Regions from separate parts of the Mus musculus genome. Here all the other regions are linked to region 2. A link is a loop called in an ENCODE intact Hi-C map of the cell type or tissue named here. Cell type or tissue: left cerebral cortex. All regions are shown on one strand.

What was found. Hi-C counts contacts between places; a loop is a spot of excess contacts. Peaks named below come from ENCODE experiments on the same cell type or tissue, not always from the same donor. Only the 100,000 strongest peaks of a DNase experiment are listed, where the experiment ranks them.
Region 1: it touches region 2 in a loop (5-fold over the local background); 11 of 42 quality-filtered maps call a loop at or near these places.
Region 3: a loop joins it to region 2, with 8 times the contacts of the local background. A loop is called at or near these places in 26 of 42 quality-filtered maps.

What each region holds. Positions count from the first base shown.
Region 1 is chr14:102,903,380-102,911,379 of GRCm38, forward strand. No RefSeq gene overlaps it. Among named protein-coding and RNA genes, the nearest start is that of Gm34589, 73 kb to the left of the region's middle. In left cerebral cortex, no CTCF peak of the experiment used is centred here; DNase peaks (open chromatin) are centred at 3,138 and 5,755; H3K4me3 peaks cover 65 bases; H3K27ac peaks cover 410 bases.
Region 2 is chr14:102,976,699-102,984,698 of GRCm38, forward strand. It overlaps Kctd12 (potassium channel tetramerisation domain containing 12), which reads right to left and starts at 5,939. Exons shown (of 1, transcript NM_177715.4): 1 at 1-5,939. The coding sequence starts at 5,742. The coding sequence ends at 4,759. It overlaps Mir5130 (microRNA 5130), which reads right to left and starts at 5,934; the gene lies at 5,851-5,934. In left cerebral cortex, CTCF peaks have their summits at 4,050, 4,900, 5,106, 6,394 and 1 weaker place; DNase peaks (open chromatin) are centred at 3,176, 3,326, 4,074, 4,450 and 5 more places; H3K4me3 peaks cover 4,533 bases; H3K27ac peaks cover 2,881 bases.
Region 3 is chr14:102,790,332-102,798,331 of GRCm38, forward strand. Gm41234 (a long non-coding RNA gene) reads right to left here and starts at 4,613. Exons shown (of 2, transcript XR_874909.1): 1 at 4,437-4,613; 2 at 682-984. In left cerebral cortex, a CTCF peak has its summit at 4,752 (motif pointing right); DNase peaks (open chromatin) are centred at 3,524, 4,749 and 5,544.

The sequences.
Region 1 (8,000 bases), 73 kb before region 2:
AGCATTGAACAGCAAAAGCATCAAATTCTGTGATTCCCACACTGTGCCAGTGAGAAAGTTACTGGAATAAGAAACAAGTCTGCCCATGTTCTTACCCTTGCTCCTGGAGGAATACGTCGCAGTTCCATTTGCCACTTCGTGCGCTCAGTGCTCCGGACAGTAGTATTTCTTTCTTTCTTTCTTTCTTTCTTTCTTCCTTCCTTTCTTTCTTTCTTTCTTTCTTTCTTTCTTTCTTTCTTTCTTTCTTTCTTTCTCTCTCTCTCTCTCTCTCTCTCTCTCTCTCTCTCTCTCTCTCTCTCTCTCTTTCTTTCTTTTTTTTTTCATCTTTCTTTCTTTCTTATTAGATATTTTCTATATATACATTTCAAATGCTATCCCGAAAGTTCCCTATACCCTCCCTCTGCCCTGCTCACCTACCCACTCACTCCCGCTTCTTGCCCCTAGCATTCCCCTGTACTGGGGCATATAAAGTTTGCAATGCCAAGGGTCCTCTCTTCCCAGTGATGGCCCACTAGGCCATCTTCTGCTACATATGCAGCTACAGATATGAGCTCTGAGGGTACTGGTTAGTTCATATTGTTGTTCCACTTATAGGGTTGCAGACCCCTTCAGCTCCTTGGGTCCTCTCTCTAGCTTCTCCATTGGGGGACCTGTGTTCCATCTTATAGATGACTGTGAGCATCCACTTCTGTATTTGCCAGGTACTTGCATAGCCTCCTACGAGACAGCTATAACAGGGTTTCTTCAGCAAAATCTTTCTGGCATATGCAATAGTGCCTGGGTTTGGTGGCTGATTATGGGATGGATCCCCGGGTGCGGTAGTCTCTGGATAGTCCATTCTTTCTTCTTAGCTCCAAACTTTGTCTCTGTAACTCCTTTCATGAGTATTTTGTTCCCTATTCTAAGGATGAATGAAGTATCCACCCATTGGTCTTCCCTCTTCTTGATATTCTTGTGTTTTGAAAATTGTATCTTGGGTGTTCTATGTTTCTGAGCTAATATCCACCTCTCAGTGAGTGCATATCTAATGACTTCTTTTGTGATTGGGTTACCTCACTAAGGGTGATATCCTCCAAATATATCCATTTGTCCAAGAATTTCATAAATCCATTGTTTTTAATAGCTTAGTAGTACTCCATTGTGTAAATGTACCACATTTTCTGTATCCATTCTTCTGTTGAGGAACATCTGGGTTCTTTCCAGCTTCTGGCTATTATAAATAAGGCTGCTATGAACATAGTGGAGCATGTGTTCTTATTACCAGTTGGAACTTCTTCTGGGTATATGCCCAGGAGAGGTATTGCTGGATCTTCTGGTAGTATTATTCGAGGCTTTTTCACACTTTCTCCTTTTTTTAAATTAGATATTTTCTTTATATACATTTCAAATGCTATCCCGAAAGTTCCCTATACCCTACCCCCACCCTGCTCCCCTACTCACCCACTCCCACTTCTTGGCCCTGACATTCCCCTGTACTGAGGCATATAAAGTTTGTAATACCAAGGATTCTCTCTTCCCAATGATGGCCAATTAGACCATCTTCTGCTATATATGCAGCTAGAGACACGAGCTCTGAGGGTACTGGTTAGTTCATATTGTTGTTCCACCTATAGGGTTGCAGAACACTTCACTGGCGGTTATCATGTAGAAGAATGCGAATTGATCCATTCTTATCTCCTTGTACAAAGCTCAAGTCTAAGTGGATCAAAGAACTCCACTTAAAACCAGAGACACTGAAATTAATAAAGGAGAAAGTGAGGAAAAGGAAGATATGGGCACAGGGGGAAAATTCCTGAATAGAACAGCAATGGCTTGTGCTATAAGATCAAGAATTGACAAATGGGACCTCATAAAATTGCAAAGAGCATTGTAAAGCAAAGAGCACTGTCAATAAGACAAAAAGGCCACCAACAGGTTGGGAAAGGATTTTTACCAATCCTAAATCTGATAGGGGACTAATATCTAATATATACAAAGAGCTCAAGAAGCTGAACTCCAGAAATTCAAATAACCCCATTAAGAAATGGGGTACAGAGCTAAACAAATAATTCTCAACTGAGGAGTACCAAATGGCTGAGAAGCACCTGAAAAAAATGTTCAACATCCTTAATCATCAGGGAAATGCAAATCAAAACAGCAGTCATATCTAAGAACTCATTGAAGAAAAAGAACTTAGCCCATCTGCACAAGGCCAGGGATGTTATGGGTCACAAAATCTCCTTGTTTTAAATATGCTTATATTTAAGAAACCAAGACATGTGTCTGAAATGTCTAGATTATGAAGATGCCATAATCAGTGTTTTTATATCATTTCTTTTTTGAAACTATAATCCCATCATTTCCTTTCCCCTTTCCTTTCTCTAGGCCCCTCCCATAAATTCCTTCTTCCTTTCTTTCAAACTCATGACTTCTTTTTACATTAATTGTTAAATATGTGTGAATATGTGTATGTGTGTGCATATTTTATGTATGTATGTATGTATGTATGTATGTATGTAACAAATAACAACCTGCTTGGTCTGTATATCATAATCTGTACCCATGTTTTCCAGGATGACCATTTGTTATTGAATGGTCAGTTGGTGGGCTCTTCCCTGGAAAAGACTATTTCTCCCATTCTCAGGCGCCTGGGGTATTTTTATATCAAACTGCTTGGCCCATCACTTCAGTTCCCCTGTATAGGCACATCTTGAATTTGAGCTGCTGATCCCCACACCGGGCATGAATTTTGTTGTGGGAAGCTGGGCTGTGGGGACAAACGCCTATGTGTGAAATTGTAGGTTTCATATAAATTCTGCTTTCCCAAAGCACAAAGAGACATGCACGTGAGCAGTGTGCCTGTCCAAGCAGGAAGGCCAGCAGCTGGTGCACCACCATGTCACACTCTGTACTGAGTGATTTCTACTGAAGGACTGGTGCTTGCTATCTGTCACACAGCAGCCCAGTCTGTTTTTTCTGACAAGCAAATGGAAATATTTTGATACTCTGACCCTCTTGCTCATCCTCTGAAAAAACAAACAAACAAACAACAACAACAAAAAAAAACCTGTCCCAGTTCCTGCCACACTGTCCTCTCACTTCCTTCCTGAGCAATGTGCTCCCTGCACCCTCTGCTCTTGTACTGAAAATGGTGACACAAACAGGAAACCCCTGTGCCAGGCTGGGCAGCAAACACATAGGACCCTGGGCATGTGCACTGAAGTACTGGCTCACCATGGGGAGCGGCAGCCTTTGGGTGGGGGATCTTGTCAGACCACTGAGCAAGGTTCTATGTGGTCTACTAATGAAAATGAGAGTAATCAAACATAGAGGGGTCTCTGGCCACCTTCCATGATGAAAACATTCTTATGGAGAGAGTATCAGGGGGCTCAGCATTAAACTGGGCAGAGCCAGGCTAGAATCCACATCTCCTAAAAACTCTCTACTTCAACTCCTCACCCCATCTTTTACAAAGACGAATGAGGAAAAGGAAATATCAAATCATGGAAAAGTTGGAGAGTGTCTAGCCTAAGGCTTCTCTAAACAGGAACTATGAGACTATCTGTTCTAACCACAGGTCTCTCGAGGCATCTGGCCTGCTACACCCAAGAAAACTGTCTTTGCACAGGTGCCTACAAACGATCTGGAGTGGGGACAAAGCTCAACTCCCTCTCTCGGTACAGAGGAGAGGACCTTTTAGATAGCTCTGTCTTTTTGTAGCTCACACAGCCTGTTGCTGCAGTGCAACCACAGGGAAACTCACAAAAGGGAAACTGTGGTCCAGCATTGGGAACCCACATGCAGAGCGCTGAATGCTTCAAGGTTGCAAAATCTGCAAACAACCCCAAGCCCACCATGACACCCTCGTGGCCATTGGTCAAAGATGCAAGAGAGATTTCTATGCTGATGACAGACACAATCCACACTAGTTTGAGATGGGTTTTAATAGGACTTTTTTCTTTTTAATGCTTTTTAGAGCTTCTTCAGATTATGTATCAATTTGTAGGACAGAACTAGATTTGCACTTGGGGCCACACTGCCTTTAGAGAATGCATATTCATAGGGAATTTCCTGCCTCTAAAATGTCTCATGAAGGTTCTCCCACCTCTTAAACTGCCTTGTTCCTTCCAATGTACAGAGAAAAGGATGATTTTCTGGCACCTACTCAGAGCTATAATGTGGATCTTCATGTCCCTCAAAGACCCCAGGATGCTATTAGAGGCAGTAGACCCTTTAAAGGAGGGAGTTTGGTTGGTGGGTCCCTAGGTCACTGGGGTGTGTCTTAAGAAGTATAAGAGGAAGTGAGAGAGTCTCTTCCTCTTTCTCTTTTCCTTCTTCCTCTTCTACTCTCTCTCCTCTTGCCGGCTCCCTCCTCCACTTCTTTGGTTCCAGTTCATGAAATCAGCCAATTTACTTGGCTGTTGTTGTCCCAAGACGTACTGCCTTACCACAAAACCCAAGCAATGGGAATGTGAAAAACTGGGAACAGAAACAAGCTTAGCTCTTTTCGTTTTCCAGACGGGATCCCATGTTTCCCAGGCTGGCTTTAAACCTGCTGTGTGATGGAGGATGGTCTTTGCCACGTGTTCTCCTTATGTGGAGATCACAGAACTGGGTCATCATGCTGGGTCTCTGTAGACCTAGGGATCAAGCACGGCTTCACACATGCAAGGCAGGTTCACCACCTATGGAACTAAGTCCCCTGACCTCCCCCACCTCCACTGCCCCATTTTGCTTTATAAGTTGGTTATCTTTGGGGCACAAAATGGACTAACACCCCTAGCACTTAGGGGTAATTACCTAGGGGTTATTACTGCCAGCAAACAGGATGGTGCAGACTGGGATGTCTGGCTGTATGTTTTGGTCCAGACCTTGTATCTGGTCACAGAGCTATGACTCGGGTCCAGTATGGTCCTGGGTCTGGTGTCTTTACATTATGCTGTTGTTTTCAGCATCCAGAGGACGGCTGTGCTCAACGCTGTACAGAGCTCATTTGACGCCCTCGTCTCTCCTTCCCTGAAAGCAAAATCAAAAACAAACAAAAAACAGAAATTCCAGTACCACTGCCCACTTTACGTTCTCCTTAATCATAGAGAGCCAAAGTCACCAAAGTGAAACTATTATCATTATCACTATTTGCCTAAAATACTAACCGAAGAAAGGTGAACTGCCTCCTTTTCTTTATGATTCTTAGAGGTTCTCTTCATGGTCCAGTCATGGATCTAGTTCGTAATGAGCAACCTAGACTAGCTGGTATCAGCTTGATACCTACTTATGTAATACCTATAAACATAAGTGTGTAGCACAGAGCCTGCTTGGATGATAATCCCAGAAGTTTACATCTTTATCTTGTATTCAATATCAAAGTCACTCAGCATTAGGTGCCTCATAAACTTATAATCTTTTTAGTGAAGAAAATGATGATGATAGTGATGATCAGGTGGCAGTGGTGGTAGTGGTGATGGTGATATAAAGACCAGGAACTAACCTAGAAAAACACTCAGGGTGCTTTACTGAGATTGTCTGTAGAGGATATCCAACAGAGAGCTGTTACAGAAGGTCACCCAGGACGTAGAGATAACAGGGTCCCTAGGAAACGGCTTCCTTTGGTGGTAGTGGACGAAGGGGTCAAGTGTCAGGAGATGTTCTGTGGCTTCAGGAGCCAACTGCATCAGGGAATAGAATCTGTTAACACAGCAGCATCCCCTGCATCCGCTGCTCCCCACACCAGACACCAACCAGCTCTGAGTCATAATCTATCAAGCTCAGAGCCAACCTGACAGGCTGGAGAAAGAACCTTCCCAGCAGGTGCAATGGACCATCCTGAGCCTGGCACTGACTGGGGGAGGGGCAGCTAGAGAGTTAACACAGAGAGCCTGCTCACCAAGGGACTCGCTGCCTGGCTACCCACAGCCCAGTCCTGCAGTCAAACCTACAGAGTGTGATCAGAGTGGCTGTGCAGGGCCTTGCTCACTAAATGACAATGACAACGGCCATACCTACTCTGAGAATGGAAGAGAGAGAGAAATGGTAAACAGGAAAACTACCTGACACGTTTTGCACAGCAACAAACCCCCTTCCCAGAAGACTCTCGGGCCTGCGCATACTTTTTAAAATGCCAGAAACTTTTTCTCAAGAATATTCTCTCTTGTAGCACAAAAATTACCTCTAGTTTCTAAGGCAATTAGATAGACTTAAGTGACTGTGCGCAAAGGCTGCACACAGCTAATGGTGTGCAGAGTCCATAGATCACATATCCCAACGGCCAGCCTGTGCCCTCATTCCAACATGCACTTAGGACATAGATTTCTTTTTATTGCAATGATGGTTTGCTGAGTGCTTTTAGTGAGAATAAATAAGGCTTGGAAGTAATAGCACAGAAAATTTATAAATTGGAAGTCTATTTTTACTTTTAAAATAATTTTACACTTAGAAGCAATTGGAGGTCAATAGCCTCCAATCTTTTAAGAAGTAACTTTGGAAAAGGAAGTCTGCCTTCATTGAGAATGCTTTCTAGACTATTTAAAAAGGGAGCTTGGGAATCAATCCACAGACTCATATTTCAACCATCTTGTCAATTTCTCTATCTTATTCCATAGCTCATAGAGATGAGACTTGGGAAAGCATAAAATGTGCTTTCTGAATCTCATAACCTTATCATGTTTTAACTGGGGTGAAGGTGACATATCACAGAGAAGATGTTACAAGAGAGGAAAGGGTTCCATGAGTCGTGGGCTATATAGAGTGGCGGGATGGAGAGATGCGTGACTATTAAAAACTTCATTTCTCTGCATGTGGCGCTGCAACAGATTAGCAATGTTCACGTCACTCACTGCTTGTGCTTACATAAATGGCGTAGGCTTGGGATAAATACAGACGGCTGTCTTTTATATTAGAGTACACATTAGTAATGATGCTATTATTTCTGCATCTGAGGTCAAATGAGAAATTAGTGAGTGTGCCATATTTGAAGATGAATCATGAACACTTCTTTCTGGCGCTCATATCTAAATAATTTCTACATGCCTCCCACCGGCTTAGTGCACAGAGGATTGCGGCCATACCCCTGTTCTATCTTTTACTGATTTACTGATTGAAAGCTGATTCACATACTGCTTTGTACCCAATTCTGCTCACTGTAGGGATGGTAACTTGAACTACTAAGAGTTTAGCAGGCTTTGCAGGAAGCACTTTGAATAGTGTCTAGCATACACTAAAGCCTTCAGAAGAGTTAGCTCTTTGTGCGACAGTGAAGTGTTCCACATTGGTTCCTTTACTTCTACTCCCTCTCAGCTCAACAAACAAGATGCAGGGGTCCTGCTCCTGTCCTGTTCCCCCTCCCTTGGCTGCAGTTCAGACTGATTATCCACTCTTTGTGGCTCACACTATGCAGTAAATACTTCTATCACAGGACCAGCAATGACTTTGTGTTATTTATATTTCCATGCAGTAAGGTTGAATGCAAATATAACAGCTAGGATCAGACCTCTTACATGGGAAGTTTCCTTTGGTTAGAAAACACGTTGGTGGGTAATTCCAGCAGGAAAGATGAGTCCCGATGGTTCTGATCATTAAGAAAAAAAAAGAGAAATATAACTCTTCCTTGTGAGAAGTAAACAGGTATTTGAGCATCGGGCTAAGCACTGAAGGCCGAGACAGGGGAAAGTAAATAAGCAACATAAAAAAGAAAAAGGTATTTTAGCTTGCAGTTAAAGGTGCTCTGTGGGGGAATCCTGGGGGATGGGGCTGAAGAACATTAAAAATAGAAAAAAAAGCCAACTGCAGGTCAAATTGTTCACACTTCTAAAATGTAAAAATCAGATAAGCCTGGCGTATGTGTAAAAGGCTTTGCAGCATTCGATGTGTGGAAGAAACCAAGAGAGGGGGGCGGTTCTAGTTTCCTGTTTGTTATTGCTATAGAACAACCTGACAAAAGGCAGCTTAGGAGAAGGAAGAGTTTATTTGGCTTACTGTTCCAGGCTACCATCCATCCCTGAGGGGGATGTTAAGGCAGGAACTCT
Region 2 (8,000 bases):
ATACAACTGGTTGTGAATAGAAGAAATGAAGGAGAGTATTTAGATGGATGAAGACAATTTCAAAGTTTGAGCACCTCTGAAAAGATTTCATCCATGTGTTTTTGTTTCCCTTTGGATATAGAAGAGCTTTTATTCTTGGATTTATGTTTCATTAGAAAAGTGTGATATTATTATATTTTCCATGTCCCCTTAGATTTTAAAGAAACAGCTCAAAGGTATCGCTTAGCAAATAACAATTTCAACATGTCAGAACCCAAATAAGTATTACAAACAGCATTTTTTTCAAATACCCAGAAAATTTAATTTACATGTTCAAAGTGTATAACCATGATGAATGTTTCAATCCTTCATCATCCAACGGATATGATCAGTGGTAATGAATGAGTATATATCGTTTGTATTCAATAGTTATAGCAAAGTTTACATGGCTATCAAGTCACAAAGACAGTTGTATAGCAGTTTACATTAAAATTGATGTCTGCACACCTTGAAACACATTTTAAACAAACAAAACTGGCTTGGAAAAATATTATAAAATAAAGTGGCAAGCATTCTTGGTCAACTGGTCAACCCTCCTACCATCCAACAGCTGACTCCAGTGGAGGTCTTCTAATAGGATTCTTCCATCTTTGTTTAATGGGCCTTGTAAAGAATCTAAATCCTCCAGTATTAATATTTTGAGATGTGTACTATCCAAAACTGTCACCAAGAAAAGTTAGCTATAACATAACCTACTTCCAGGTATGTGAAAACTTCTTCCAAGTACTGTGGACACAGAGAACACTGTGTTTTATTCACTACTTGAGAGAGAGAGAGAGAGAGAGAGAGAGAGAGAGAGAGAGAGAGAGAGACTTACATTATCCAAAATATTCAGATTTTAAAAGATTTGTAGTGAGAGGAAACACAATAAAATTTTAAGCAAAGACGTAACTAAGAGTTTTACAATAAAAATACCAAATTTACTATTTTTAAAACATGTCAGTTTTATGGTACTTGTAATTTTAGACTGTAAAAGAAATTCTTAAGGAATTCACTTCCTTCACTCAATATTTTTCTAAATATTTGTATAGCTCATTTTACATATAGGAGTACAAAAATTATTTGAATGCTAGATTGGAATTTATCATAATATGAAGAGTTAAAAATTTATCAAAGCTTCGTAATACATGGCTTTAACGTAATAACTGCATTCCATGGAAACGGCCATAGAAATTAGACCACGTTGTAAGCACTGCCAGTTGTCTCTGGGTATTGGCACATCATACATCTCCCCGGAGAAGCAGCAGGTATACACACATATGATTCTGCTTTGAAAAAGAAGACAATTGGGGCTAAAATTATCATTTTGCTAGCAACTGAACAAAAACAAATAAGACACACTAGAATAAAAACAGTATTAAAGGGGAAATTTCTCACACCTGCAAGGTATATTTTCCATTACATGTTTGAAAATCTAGAACGAATGTGGTTTGTAATCCACACGTATTAAAATAAAAACAGACATATCAAACATCTGATAGACAAGCATGGAACCTGGGACCTGTTTTGTTTTGTTTTTTTACAACCACAGAGACTGTCAACACTTTTTAAAAAAATTACTTATTAAACCTAATGTCATTCCATTATTTATGAGCATCAAATGGTAATTTGATCAACATATGCAAATGATTGCCTCTCTGAGATAGATTAATGCAGCCGTGAATATCTGAGTAGTTTATAATATTCTTCTGGGTCATTTCAAAGATACTGATGAGAGAGGCTCCACTGTTTGGTACAGTCATCAAATTCACAGGTGCTGACCGAGATTTCAGAACATTTTATAAGCCCTAAGGGTTTCTTCTACAACCCAAAGTGCATGGAGAGGAAAGGACCCAACGACATCAGCCTGGCTCAGTCATACTTACCTATCATATAATGAGATGACTGCTCAGACTTAACTTGGGCTGAAAAGCACTAAGTTTTTATGCATTGCCCCTAACAGCAGAGGGCACAGTCACTCCCAGGAAGAGGTCCATGTACTGTCCCTTATACTAATGGCCCAATCTTTAACAGGCCAGCCAGTATGGTGGAAGGTACAGAAATGTCTGTGTGTTAGTGAGACAAACTGAATAATTTTCCAAGCTTCAATTCATAAACAATGCAGACAAAACTTCAGCAGTTTCCCATGGCTTCTAGTGTTATGCAGACTTGACAAGGAAGCTAGAACTTCCGTTTTGTCATCTCTCAGTGTATTTTGAGCTGTCCTAAAGATGGTTTTTATTCATACATTTCTTTCTTAAGCAATCTAGCACTGTTCCGTGGCATGGGAGAAGTCTGAGACTCACACTTGGCCAGTGATTGACAGTCCTAAGTCATTTCAGGCTTGAAACAAAGGTTCTGAGCCATTACCTGATCCACCGCCTAAAAACAAGCCCAAAGCTGGAGTAAGCACAGCTTCCTGGACCCCTGCTGCCCTTTCTTTAAAATCACACACTTTGTACATGAAGCTAACTCTTCTCTAAAGGAAAAAAAAATCTCCCAATTAAAATGAAGACATCATTGGATTAAAAATATGGATAGCTTGAATACAGGTAGCTGACACATGATTACTATACAACTAACATCCCAGCAAAAAAGTATGGAGCAAACCCAGCCTTGTAGTTGTGACTGTTTTCCTGACCCAAGTTCACAGGCAAGGATATGAGAAGCTCACCAAAATGCGTTGCTTTTGTATATACACCATCAAATGCAAGTTACCAGGGGTAAATATAGGAAATTTTATAGCATCAGTAGATGAATTAAAAAACTAAATGATTCGTGTAAAATGTTTGTATATGGTATGTACAGATTTGATCACAGGAGTCTGAGAATAAAACTGTCCCAATTCATAACATCTGCCTCGGATATGATGAGATACACGGTACAAGGTTCGTTTTTTAAAAACAAGGAAAAAATAGCTCTAATTTAAACACTTCAAATGGCTCTTACAAAAATCCTTAAAAACATATTTCAGAGTAAGATGATAAAACAAACACACACACATACACAAAGGCTTCTCTGTAATCACAGATTATCCAAAGGACGTCTCTCAGAGGGAAGCATACGGGCATACCTCCTCTCTGCTGTGGTGTGGAAGCATACGGGCATACCTCCTCTCTGCTGTGGTGTACACAGGATACACACTGGGAATTCATTCCACGTGAGAGGAAAGGCAATAAGGCAAAGGTCCCCTGTTTCTGTTGCATTCACCTAAATACCGCGTTATTGCTCGGCTCACACTGAAGTACTTATTTGCCTTCATTTAGAAACATTCCACTTGACAGCTATCTACAGATGGGCAGCCCCCCCCCCCCGTGCTTCCGTTGATCTTTCGAATCTGTCACTGCAACGTCAAACAAACGCAGGAAAGAAAGAGCATTGTTCCGGTTTTCAGAACAGCCCAGCAGCCCACACTTGCTGGCCTTGCAGAAAACATCAATTTAAAAACACTACTGCTAACAATAATAATAATAATAATAAAGAGATCTGAAGTCTAAGTAATTAAAAATCAAACTTATTTTGCTTAAGTAAATAGGCTATAAGTGAGGAAATAGAATCAACAAGAAAAATAAATGTTCAAATCACTAAAAACTCTACTAGGTAACTCTTTGGTTAGGTTATACAAGTATTAGCAACTAAGTTTAGGACTCAAAATAGCTCGATAGACTTCCAGCTGAAGATGGGTCTTCTACTAATCTTGATAAAATCTAAGTTTACACGTACTGTTTCATATTTTTTTAAATGCGCACATACTCAAATGGATTATACAAACTTCCAACTTTCAAATAATAAATGAGCATGTCCCCCTCCTCCCTCCCGCCCTTCCTCCCATCTTTCCTCCCTCCCCAACCCTCCCACAGTCCTAGACCTAAGTAAGGGCTGACTGTCCCTACTAACCACTCCTGCGTTACTGGGTCACTGCCAGGTGACTTCTAGAAGCGCTGCCTCCCGCTCCCTGCCTGCTCCTAGCCTAGAAGCCTTAACCAACAAAACCTAAAGCTCGGCAAACAGCTGAAGAGAAAGGGCGCCTCCGCAGGCAGGAGGATTGCTTTCTACAATTTTAAGCCACAGGAGATCTAATGTGTTGGGGGTAAATAGAACTCTCCCCTGTTGCCAGTACTAGAATTTACTTCTACCTGTAACTTTAAAAACAAACAAAAAAATCTCTTTATTTACAGTCTCTGAACTGCGTCCTTGGGGTCTTCCAGCATACGGTCTACCATTCAATTGTCTAAAACTCTCTTTCTAATGAGGGTCAAATCTCTAACAACCTTTTAAAGCACTCTCTCCACACAGCACTCTCAGTTCTGATCTCTGAAACCGCTATGGAGTCAAAGGGTTTAAGATGTCAAGGACTCGTCCGAACTGCACGCCGGACACCGTGCAATCCGATTCTGATCAATTCAGTCATTCCCAGGTACTTGGTGACTGTCCCACTAGATCACGACAATCTGGGGGAAGGGTGGTTGGAGGCCAGGAGTAGAGGAAGCATGAGTGAAGGGCTACATCAGAACACTCTCTCGGCTAGTGGGGTCCAAAGATGATGAAGACGCCCAGAGGATTTGTGGCTGCAGATTCGCAAGTGGGGTGCAGACGGGTCTGGGTGACCTACTAGGAGATCTGGGGGTGGGGGCAGAAGGAATCGGGAAACAGGGAGGAAGCGAGGGCATCTATAATCCTGTCCCCCGAGGGGAGGAAGGGAAGTGGGCACCGGAGTGGCGAGGGGCGGGCGTGGGGAGCTCACTCCCTGCAGAAGACGTACTCGGTGTAGCTGGTCCAGATCTTGTCCTCGCTCTGGTCGGTGCTGCTAGCAAAAGCGCAGGTGCCCGTGGAGCTGCACGCCACCATGTGGAAGCCCGACTCGGACAGCTTATCGAAGGCCTGCTCTAGGAAGTTGAACTTGAGGTAATAGCGGGAGGTGTAGCGCTCCGGGGGCCGGTCGGGGTCCCGGCTCTCATTCAGGGTGTCCCCAAACACCTCCTTGGCCAGCGACGTCTTGCCGCACACGGTGATGCGCGCCACCCGCCGGAACTTGGCGTCCGCCTGAGCGTCGCGCCCGATGGTGTAGGAGCCGCGGTAGCCGATGGTGATGTAGCCGGAGCGCCGGCTGCCGTCCAAAGACTGGGACGGCGTGAGCAGGGGCCCCGCCGCGCCCCCGGACGGGCTGCGGCTAGCCAGCTCCAGCGTGGGCGAAGGCGCCCCGGCCGAGGCGCCCTCCTGCGGCTCGGGCTCTGCGTAGCCCAGCGGCAGCAGCTCATCGCCCAGAGAGCCCTCCTTGTGCACCCCGCGGCGCGAGTGCGGCGGCGGTGGCCCCGGACCGGGTTGCTGGGGCGCCCCGAGGCGACGCACGAGCTCCGGCAGCTCGAAGTACTCGGCCTCGCGCTGCAGCCGGCTGCGCTCCGGGAAGTAGTCGGGCAGCACGAGCTGCAAGTCCCGCAGGTAATCCAGGATGTAGCGGAAGAGGAAGCCGTCCCGGTCCAGAAAGAAGCGGCCTTTGCTGTCCCGGGCCAGCTCCTGCGGCTGCTGCTGCGTGAACATACGCCAGAGCAGCGAGTCGGGCACGGACACCACGGTGCAGCGCCGGGTCACATACACCTGCCCTCCCACGTTCAGCTCTACGATGTCCGGGAAGAGCGGCGGCTCCGCCGAGGACGACGACGAGCCGCTGCCACCTCCGCCTCCGCCCCCGTTGGGTAATCCTCGGGTGCTGTCCGCCAGAGCCATGGCCAAAAAGAGGTGGCCCGGATGGGCCAAGTGGCAGGGAGCGGGGTCGCGATCGGAAGCCCCAGCGGCTCTTATCGGGGAGCCCTGCGCTCAGGCGGCGGCCGGCCACTGAGAGCCGCGCGGTGCGAGCGCGCAGCAGTGCGCCCACGAGAGCCCCGGTGCGCTGCGCCTGCCTCGCCCGCGCGCTCCAGGCGAGTGGCGGGTCGCGGCCCGCGCGCCGCTTAAGTAGAGCCGCCCGCTTGGGCGGCGCGGCGCGCAGGAGGCGGTGGGCGGCTGCGGAGCCGCTGAGCTCGCTCCCGGGGCGGGGAGGGCTGGGGCGGGGTGGGGGTGGGGGAGGAGCGGGGAATGCATTTGCATGCTAAACGCTGACGCGGCTCGGGGCTGCAGGCTCCACCCTGACCCGCGCGCTCCGGGGGACGACCGGACTGTCACCGCCCGTCCGCCCACCCGCTCCGGGCCCAGCTCCTCTTCCTCTTCCGCAGTGGGTCAGAGCCTCCAGGCGCTTCTCCAGGAGGCTGATCACTAAAGCGATCCTCTTGTGTTCCCACCTCCCCTCCCGCCGCCCTTCTCGGCTGACCGCAGCCGGCACCCGGGGACTCCAGAAGGGGTTGGAAACTTTCTGGCAGAGTGGAAAAGCTTGATTGCCTGCGGCTAGCGCCCTCTAGACCTACCCGCTTCTAACAGTGCAGAGCGCTGCTGTTGGAGATCCATCCCCGGGTCTCTGGAAGTTCTGAAGAGACACTAACTTGGAAAGGATGCACCGGTCCCTTCAAGTCCAGACCACCCAAAGGTTTTTCACGTGACTATGTGACTAGCGTATAGCCTCGAAAAATCCCTAGAAACCACAAGCGAATGCTTCGCGAAAATGCTCTGTTAGATTATTTTGCGAGAGCATAAAGTCTTTGGTTAGGAAACCACAACACAGTACTGCAGTGAGCAGAAATGACTAGGAGAGGAAGTTGGGTGGACACAAAGGGGGGGGGAGGGGCTTACACTGCGTGGGCAAGAAAAGCTAATAAGCGCCTCCAATAGTGGGACGTGAGGCCTCCGGTTGCTTTCAGCCATCTGTAAATCGCACCAGAAAATTCCAATCTAATATTTTCTTTTATTCGTATTATTAGTATTTAATGATTTTACTAGTATTTCATTATTTTACTAAAATTCCGCTGATGTTTTATTTGTTCCTTGAAATGTTAATGCACGTATAGAAAATAATTTACTTTTAGCCCATGCATAACTGTTCTAAAGGTCCAGTAACCCGTGTTCTCCTCCTCCCTCCATCGTTCTCTTCTGTACTTTACAAGACCGTCCACCAGAGAAGAAAGGCTGTGTAGGTCTGAAGGCCCTTCAGATTTAGCCATGCTCTCTATGGACTCCTACTTGTTCAGCGTTTGGAGTCATGCACAAATTTCAGCCCACAGAATTCTGCCACTGCCGGGAAACCTTCCATGGTCTCCCAGGGGAATGAGACAGGTTGCTCTTCAAATTCCCATCTTTGCACTTGGCACGTTCTGAAATCTCAAATTTGTGGTCTGTTATCTGATCGTTGGTTTTTGGTGAATAAATAGATAAGGGCTTCAAGAAGCCCAAGATAGAGGAGACTCTGAAAAACCACAATTTTAATAAATGCTCTTATACGTTGCTGGGCATCAGGCTGTGGAGAATTCAAGGCTGACTACCTACATCTCCTTTAGAGCAGCCAAGAGGCAAAGGGTTGGCCATCTGAACAGTTATCAGATCACTTTGAAGGACAGGCTGTCAATCACAATAAGCCCAGAAAGATCTTTGTCTTAATAATGATGTCTACCCTTTGTGCGACTGTCCAATGAGCTTGATAGTCTTCTCACGGATGAATGTCATTTTCATTTCTGAAATGTTTATGTCTGCCAAACAATTACTGCACTCGTGTCACAGAGCTGAAATAAGATCAGGCCCCAGACCAGCCTGCTTAATTGCAGGCACAGATTTCTGATACTGAATATATTTCACCATTCTTCAACTGTTCCTTGGGATAAATGATAGATGACAGGAAAGTTCCGAGTCCCGACACTGAATGTGATATATCAGCATCTCAGGCCTGACAAAACTGCCACTTTTCTGTAAGCCCAAGAAAAGACTTCAGTGTCACCTTGGCACAACTGGGTCATTGTTCTATGCTGCCATGTCTCCCTTCAAGATCCTTCCCGTCTTAGGGTCACTACCTCTCCACCACCCCTCAAGACCAAGCCAACATTACCTCATGTTGACCAAGCCAACAT
Region 3 (8,000 bases), 190 kb before region 2:
GCTTAAATTCCAGATTTGTGCCTGCAATAGTCAGCAGGCAACTCTGGCACAAGAGACAGTTTAGTTGGATACGGTAACAGAGATATAGAGTAATGTATATCTATGTCCTTAGTATTAGAAGGAAAGACATTTAAGGCTTAGTGTGGTGACCGATTCTTAGTCAATATGCACAAACCAGTCACATCAAAGAGTCAAAAATGATCCAGTTCTACCTCATATTATACTAATACATGCAGATCTAGAGAGTTGGATCTACAGTTAAGAGAACTTACGTCTCTTGCAGAAAACCTTGATTCAGTCCCAGCACCCACTTGGTGTTTCACAAATAACCATACTCCAGTCCAGGCCATGCAATGATCTCTTCTGAACTTCATATACATTTACTCATGCAAGCACACACAGACATGCCCATAATAAGGTGTAAACATGTTAAAGAATATTTTACATGTATAAGTTTTCTATTCAAATCCATTGAAATGGAAATAGTTCAGAAATATTTACTGAAGCCACTAACAATTCTGATCACTCAATGACCCAATATCTGAAAATTTAACAAATTTATCTGAACTTGTTGGTGATAGTGTAACCTGTGCTGCTGTATGATAAACTCTAGACTCTGTCCCGACCCAGTCACATGACTATCCAGAATATTGTAATATTAGAGTACTAGCAAGCCCTCAGTGAGTTACAATAATAAACATTTATTTTGGCCACAAGTCAACTGTGCACCTGGGTAGCCCTTCTGCTCTAGCACAGATTTAACTGAGCTTGGCTGGATCTCTATGTGGATCTGCATCAGCTGGAAGTTGAGGAGGTTGGCTGGTCTTCTTGGTCCCTGCACTTGGTTGGCATATTGCCTTGTCATTTCATGTCGCCTTTCAATCCAGAAAGTGATGGGGACTTCTCTTGAAGCAGGTCAGGAATGAGAGAATGACCTCTTGAGGGTCCCAAAGGGGTAGTAGTCTCCAGCTTCCATAATGCGTGCTAAAATTTTACATTGCATAGAATATGCTTATAAGGAAGGATGATAAATACACACCATTTGGACAATCAGTTATAATAGCTGCCTCTTAGCGTCACAAAATTAACTCTGTGATTAACCCAAAAGAATTTAGTTAATGCCAAAATGGTATCCTCAAAGAAAAAAATATTACTTTCCACAATGCTGCTAAAAGCTGGATAAGGTAACTTAATGGTAATATCATTTCTTTAGTTTTGACAGTTCACCACTGCTATTGAAAGAGAAGTTGGGTAGAAGGGGATATGGTATGTCTGTTCTGTTCAGGTAACTTTTCTATAAAGCTGAAATTATTTCTAAGGTATTCATCTATATTTTGGGACACATGATTAAAAATATAACTTGGGGTATCAACCAGTTTGGTGGCAGAACCCTTGACTCCACTTAATGGAGACGCTCCCATGAGCTGGGAAAACTGAGCAGCATGAAGAATCCCAATGAGCAAGGAAAATAGCTTGGCCAGAGCCTTGTCTCTGCAGGCTTCCAGGGTCCCAGCTCACATGGAGCCTCAGGTAGCAGTAGGGAGATGCCAAGAGAAGCAGGACAAGGGGTCTGCCAGTATCCTTTCCTAATGTGATGGATGACCCAGCTGGCTATGATGCTTACAGCAAATGCCATAGTACCACCAGGCAGCAAGGCTGGGAATTCGTTTTACTTATTTAATGGAGTAAAATCTAGATTTCATCACCTCCTTCTAATTTCTTAAGATCGATAGCATGTGATCTTTTTCAGTGTGTGGTACCTTTGAATCCAATGTTGAACCAAATGAGAAAGATAAACACAGAGCTACAGTATGAGGCAGCCAGCTTGTATAGTAGATACGGACTTCGTCCCTGTTCAGTCCCCTTCCTTCAAGAAACTCAAAACCCCTTCTAATGTGATAATCAAGGAATCTCCCTCCACCTTCCCTACTACGTGTCCCATGGAGTAAACTAGGACACAAACCCCAAATCTAGCTGCTGTGAGTGTCCATCCCTGGTTACTGAAATTGGCCAAGGGATCTTGATTGCCCTTCATACTGAGCTAATCATACTTTCTCCGTTATGTTTCATGTAAGAGCACTTGGAAAAGAAGGGTTTTCCTTTTAAATTATAGCACTTACTGTAAAGTTATTCGATACTAAAGACCATCCATGAGAAGAAACAAAATACAGAGAAAAATATCCTCATCATAAAGCAATTTACACCCCAGATGAAGGCAAATGGGGCCAGAGACATTGCTGGGACTTTGGTGGCTTTCTCCTACTTGTAATCCAAACAACCTAACATCAACCTAACATAATAAAGAAATCAATACATAAACGTAGGGTATTGGAATGAACATATATGAGGATGTGGATTGTGCTGAGAACTGATAGAGTGCTAAGTAGTTGTACTGTGTTTTCTTAAGTGGGAGGTCAGTGGTGTTTATTTTTATTTTATTTTATTTCGTAGCAGAATGGCTGGGTAAATTTTTGTTTGTGTTCTAGAACTCAACTTTGTGTCTGGAGAACCCAGGTGACAAAGCCCAACTGAGTTGACCATGTTTTCCAGTCTTCATTAACTCTCTCAGAAGCTCTACTTCAACCTGTCTCTCTGAGACCAGGAAGGCCAGGGCACATGCTACCAAATGAAAGGTATTAATTCTTCTTCTAGGAAACGTTATGCCACCACAAGCATCACCCTTCAGCTTGAAGATGGATAATACAAGGATGTGGTGGCAATACTGATTTCCTAGGTCCTTGTCACAGCCTTCTCACCATCTATTTCCCGACCTGTGAAAGCAAATTTTTTCCTGGTTTGAAGAGACATGGATAAGGATGTACCTCTACCTCAGCATCCCAGCTCAATGCCCCCAAAACAGGAGACAAGAGGAAGAAACTCCCAAACCAAGTTGGATTCCAAGACCACACTCTCCTGCAACTCTCTGGTCTGCATACAAGACCAGCTCACCACATTTCCAGAATCAAATAGGTCACTCCCTAAGATTTAAAGAAGTCTCTCAAGTTCTGCAGTCATACCCAACTGAGCCATAATCCTGGGGGCCTGAAACAAAAGGAAAGGAAGCCCAGTATCTCTCTCAGTGGCTGTTCATAACCTCTGGCAAGCTTGGGAAAAGGACCACATCCTGGCCACTGTCTCCCCCATCATCCTCCTGCCAAGCCCCAAGCTGCAGCATTCTCAGCAGCCATTAGGTATTGCATTTTGGCTTCATTTGCTTACATATCTAATCCACAATTGACCTCAAAAAAAAAATCAATAAAGGAAGAGGGTCAGCAATTAAATTGAACTCCCAACCCTCAAACCAAGAAGTTGACATTTTATTTTAAAGCCTTTAAGAAGCCATGAGAGGCTTGTCACCAGTTCCCAGCAGATTTGAGACCAAAAACACGCACATGATGTTTTGTAAAGGTAACTGGCAGCATGGTCCATCAGCCGCTTAAGACTGGAGATGAATCTAAAGATGCATAAGCAATGGCGAAAGTAAGGAAGGCTTGCGCGCATAGAGTCACCGTGAGGCTGGAGAAGCATGGGAGGATGGGAGAGCTTATGCAGAATGTGGAGGGGGTAGCCAGATAGATGCTCAGCAGAAGCTACAAGCCCTGCAAGAGACAAACATCAAGCTTTATGGGCTGTGCACGAATGCAGTCTCTTGTTTTCTTTTTGTTGGAGGGAAGCGAGAAGCAAACAGCTGGGATTTCTGCCTGAAACAGAAGGAAAGATTCAAGAATCCCTGTTTATTTTTCACTTAAAGAGGATTTGTCCTGAAAATTGTCAAGCTGTATGGATGCTCTTAAGGGATTTTAGCTAGAAAAAAAAAATACACACATCTCAAAGTGCTTTGGTTAGTGGCCACATAGAAATCTAAATCACAGTGGACACTGAGGGCCCTCTAGGTTTTCAGTTAGAAAAACAAAAAAAAAGGAAAATTGCTTCCTTTCTGAGTTCTCCATTACCAGCATGAGAATATAGTGTAAAGGAATTCTGAAGATCGCACAGACTATAGGAACACACAGACTAGAAACACTTGCACAAAACCACATTTTGTATTCATGAAGGCTAGAGGAGATGCCCAAGGGAATTTGCCATTCATCACAGCAACATCCCTCCCTTCCCCCACTGAGATCCTAGTGCATACTCATTCCTCTAAGTACAGGATGTTTCTTCCTTACTCACTATTTACTCACTAAATAGTGTCAAGTAAATGTCCTTTATATCTTAGATTGACATTATACATTAGATTGAGTTTAACAGTTGTAATCCATCTATCAGGACAATATATATGACTGGAATGAATGAAGTATTTTAGGTTGTGTGCTTCCCTTAGTTCCTGGAATATAAAGCAGTACTCACAAGCAGTAGCTATGCACAATCTCGTATATTACTGGAAACTGCTGGGTTTGACTGCTAGAACGCTGCAATGAGATTATCTTTCTTACCGGCAAGCTGCTTGGCTTCCTTGATCTTGTGTAGATCTTGTGCATGCAGGCACAGAAACCGTAAGTTCATGTGTGCACCAAAACACACATGCTTTTCAACCGATGTTTCCTGCAGATATCTGATACCTCTGGATCTTTTGATCTTTATCTCCTCTTCCATAAAGATCCCTGAACTCTCAGCCTAGAAAGGAAAGGATTCATGAAATCCCACTCACTAGCGGACTAGCTATTGCCAATCAATGGCTTCTGGAAAGAATCTAGTAGAATGTCTTCTGTGATCGAGTGGCTTAAAGGCTACCCATGCTCCAGCAGATGGCCCTATACCCATGCACATACAGAAAGCACTAAGTAGGCTTAGTGAGGGTTTTGCTGTGTTGTTTAGTTTGTGTTTTGTTTTCTTTTGTTTTGTTTTGTTTTTAGAGAATGTGAAGTTAATTGAAGTAAGCAGTAAGGAGATTGAAGAAGAACTAGAGGAGAAAGAATGGATGTAAATTTGATCAAAAACATGTTGTATGCATGTATAGGTGAAACAAATGAAGAGAGGAGATGGAAAAAACTAATGGTTAAGAGTGATTCCAGAGTTGAGATCCCAGTGCTCAAGTCAAGGGGCTCACAACTGCCTATGACTCCTGATCCTGGGGATCTCATGCCCTCCTTTATCCTGAACAGGGGCCCATGCACACATAGAAAACACAGACAGACACACATACACATAAATAAAAATAAACAAAAGCTTAAAAAATAAACTTTTTTTTTTTGGTAATCAAAGCATCCAACACGCCCTGGCTAGGTCCAACATTACTATTGATTGTGCTTATAGTTCTAACTCCTTGTAAAGAGTAAAACTTGTTTTCTCATCATCAGTGGGAAGTTGTGAGGCTCTTGTCCAGAACTGGACTGAAGCTCTTCCCCAGCTTGGCCAATTGCACTTAAACTCAGGGTATCCACCCCAGAAAGAATGCAGTTGTTTCCAAGCAGAATGAGTCGGGGATTCTAAGCAGAAAAGTTTTCATGTCTTTAAGAGGAGCAGCAAGGAGTTCCATTTTTATCACAAAATAGTGCTTGAAGCAGACCAAAACTAGAGTCTGTCCCATCTCGTTTCCTCTTCTCCATTCCCTGTAACAGTGAGAGGCAGGGAGGAACTGACAAGACAAAAAAAAAAAAATCACTTGAAATCTGGCAAAAGGCCACTTGGCTTTGTAGATTCACCAAGTAATCTTGGCCAACAGAAAATGGTCCTTAAATAACAGTATGGAACAGTCAACCCCTCTGGGATGCTCATTAAATGTTCATTAGCTGTCTGTAGAGAGTCCTAAACCCCATTGACTCATGCTGTCCTATTTGTTGCCTCTAGCTCTGTTGACTACCTCCCACCACCATCTTCTTTGGAGTCTATCTATAAATGCAGGCCACTGTTTTTGAGACTTCATATCTCCAACACTAACCATGTAATGATGAGGGTTTTTTTATTAAGTAGTTTATTGATGAAAGATATTTTCAGATAAGCCCAGAGTTACAAATGTGTAACTAACCCAGGAAATTTTTGATATAGTTGTTGAAGATGACCCAGTTTCCTGTTGTCAATGTTTTTCAGCATTTTTCTTTAATTAATCATTATATCTGCCTTGGGAAACATAAAGGATATAGCATTCATTCCATTTGGTGCAGTTTTCCCATAGGCATTCTGTAGAACGAGCTACCCCACTATATACTTTGGAAACATAAAGCTAAGGACACATAGTCCCTGTTCTTAGTTTCTATTCAAGGAAAAGGAGCAAAGCAAAAGTACATGCAACTGTAATACAAAGTAGGCAGTGAAAAGATTCTGGTTGTAGGCTAAATGGAAAATACTGAATGGATGCAACTAGGCGAACATAACTGAAAGTATATTTTAGAAAGACCATCAAACTGGCAGATGGAGAAAAGGGATCAAAAACCACAAAACCATTAGGAGAAATGCATTGCTAAAGATTCCACAAGAAACAAACACAAGAGCCAATGCAAGATGCCAATTAATAACAGACAAACATCAGATAGATAGATAGATAGATAGATAGATAGATAGATAGATAGATAGATATGATAGATAGAGATGATAGATAATTGAATAGGTAGAAAATTAGTTAGAAAGATGATTGGATAGATGATATAGATATAGAAATAGATAATAGATAGATAGATAGATAGATAGATAGATAGATAGATAGATGATAGATAATAGATGATAAGTAGCCATTATAATTATAAAGAACTGACTTGTGCCATCATTGAGGGTGATTCCCATGATTTGTGTGCAAACTGAAGAAACTATGATCCACATTTAGGAAAAGATCAGTATGTACACTCATTGTTAATGCAAAGAGAGAGAATTCCCATATGCCTTTTCATTCTATGAAAATCTCTATTTAGGTGAGATGATAACCACCTGATTCAGGTGAGATCAGATGATTTCCCTAAAATCCCTAAATCAGATGATTTAGTCTAGAGATTCAAATGCTAACTTCTTTTTGAAGTACTATCACATACACACTCAGTAATGTTAACCAGCCTAAAACCCAGTTAAGTTGACAAATAAGATTAACCATCCTGGAGACTGCTGGAATAATCTAGAAAACACAGCAGAGAGGCCTGGGTGAGGAGGTTCATATGGGGGGAGGGGGGCAGAAAATCAGTGAAGAGATTTGTATTGTGGAAAACTAATTAGCTGATGAGGGATAGCAAAGAAATATGAACAATATTCCTCTCTCTGATTGGTGGGGAGCACTGCTATTCACTGTCGGAGGGCGTAGCAGAAGTGAAAGGCATTAGGTCAGCTTGAACAGCAGAGCATGGAAGGTGGTTGGGAACCAAAGAAAACACTATAAAAGAACAAAGGAGACTCTGACAGAGAGCAGCAGCATGGCAGGCAAGGCTCATTCCTGTCTTCCAGGGCCTGGACATTCTTCAGGCAGTCCCATATTTTTCAATTCTGGGGCTCCTGACATCTGTGTCTTCAGCTATGGTCTAAGAGTAGAGTTACACCAACACGCTCCCTGATTTTGACTTTTCAACTTAGACTGTAGCAAAGGTTTTCGATGGTCAGTTTTGACATGTCTCAGCCTTCAAATCAGTGCAAGCCCATTGACCTAATAAATCCTTTAAATCAGTCAGTCCCTCACCCCATGCACACTCTGAGGCTTCACAATGGTTGTCAGCTTGGCTGGATGTAGAAGAAAACAAGAGACAAGCCACTTAGCACACCTGGAAGGCACTTTTTAAATTTTTTTATTTATTATTTTCTTTATATACATTTCAAATGCTATCCCGAAAGTTCCCTATACCCTCCCCCTGCCCTGCTCCCCTACCCACCCACTCCCACTTCTTGGCCCTGGTCTTCCCCTGTACTGGGGCATATAGAGTTTGCAAGACCAATGGGGCCTCTCTTACCAATGATGGCCAACTAGGCCACCTTCTTTTTTCATCGAGTTAAGTGACATGCCCTGAAGGAGGCCACCATCCAGTGGCAGCCCAGGTAAAAGGAGATTTTTTGACTGCTTGCCTTCATGTCTTCCTGGAACATTCATC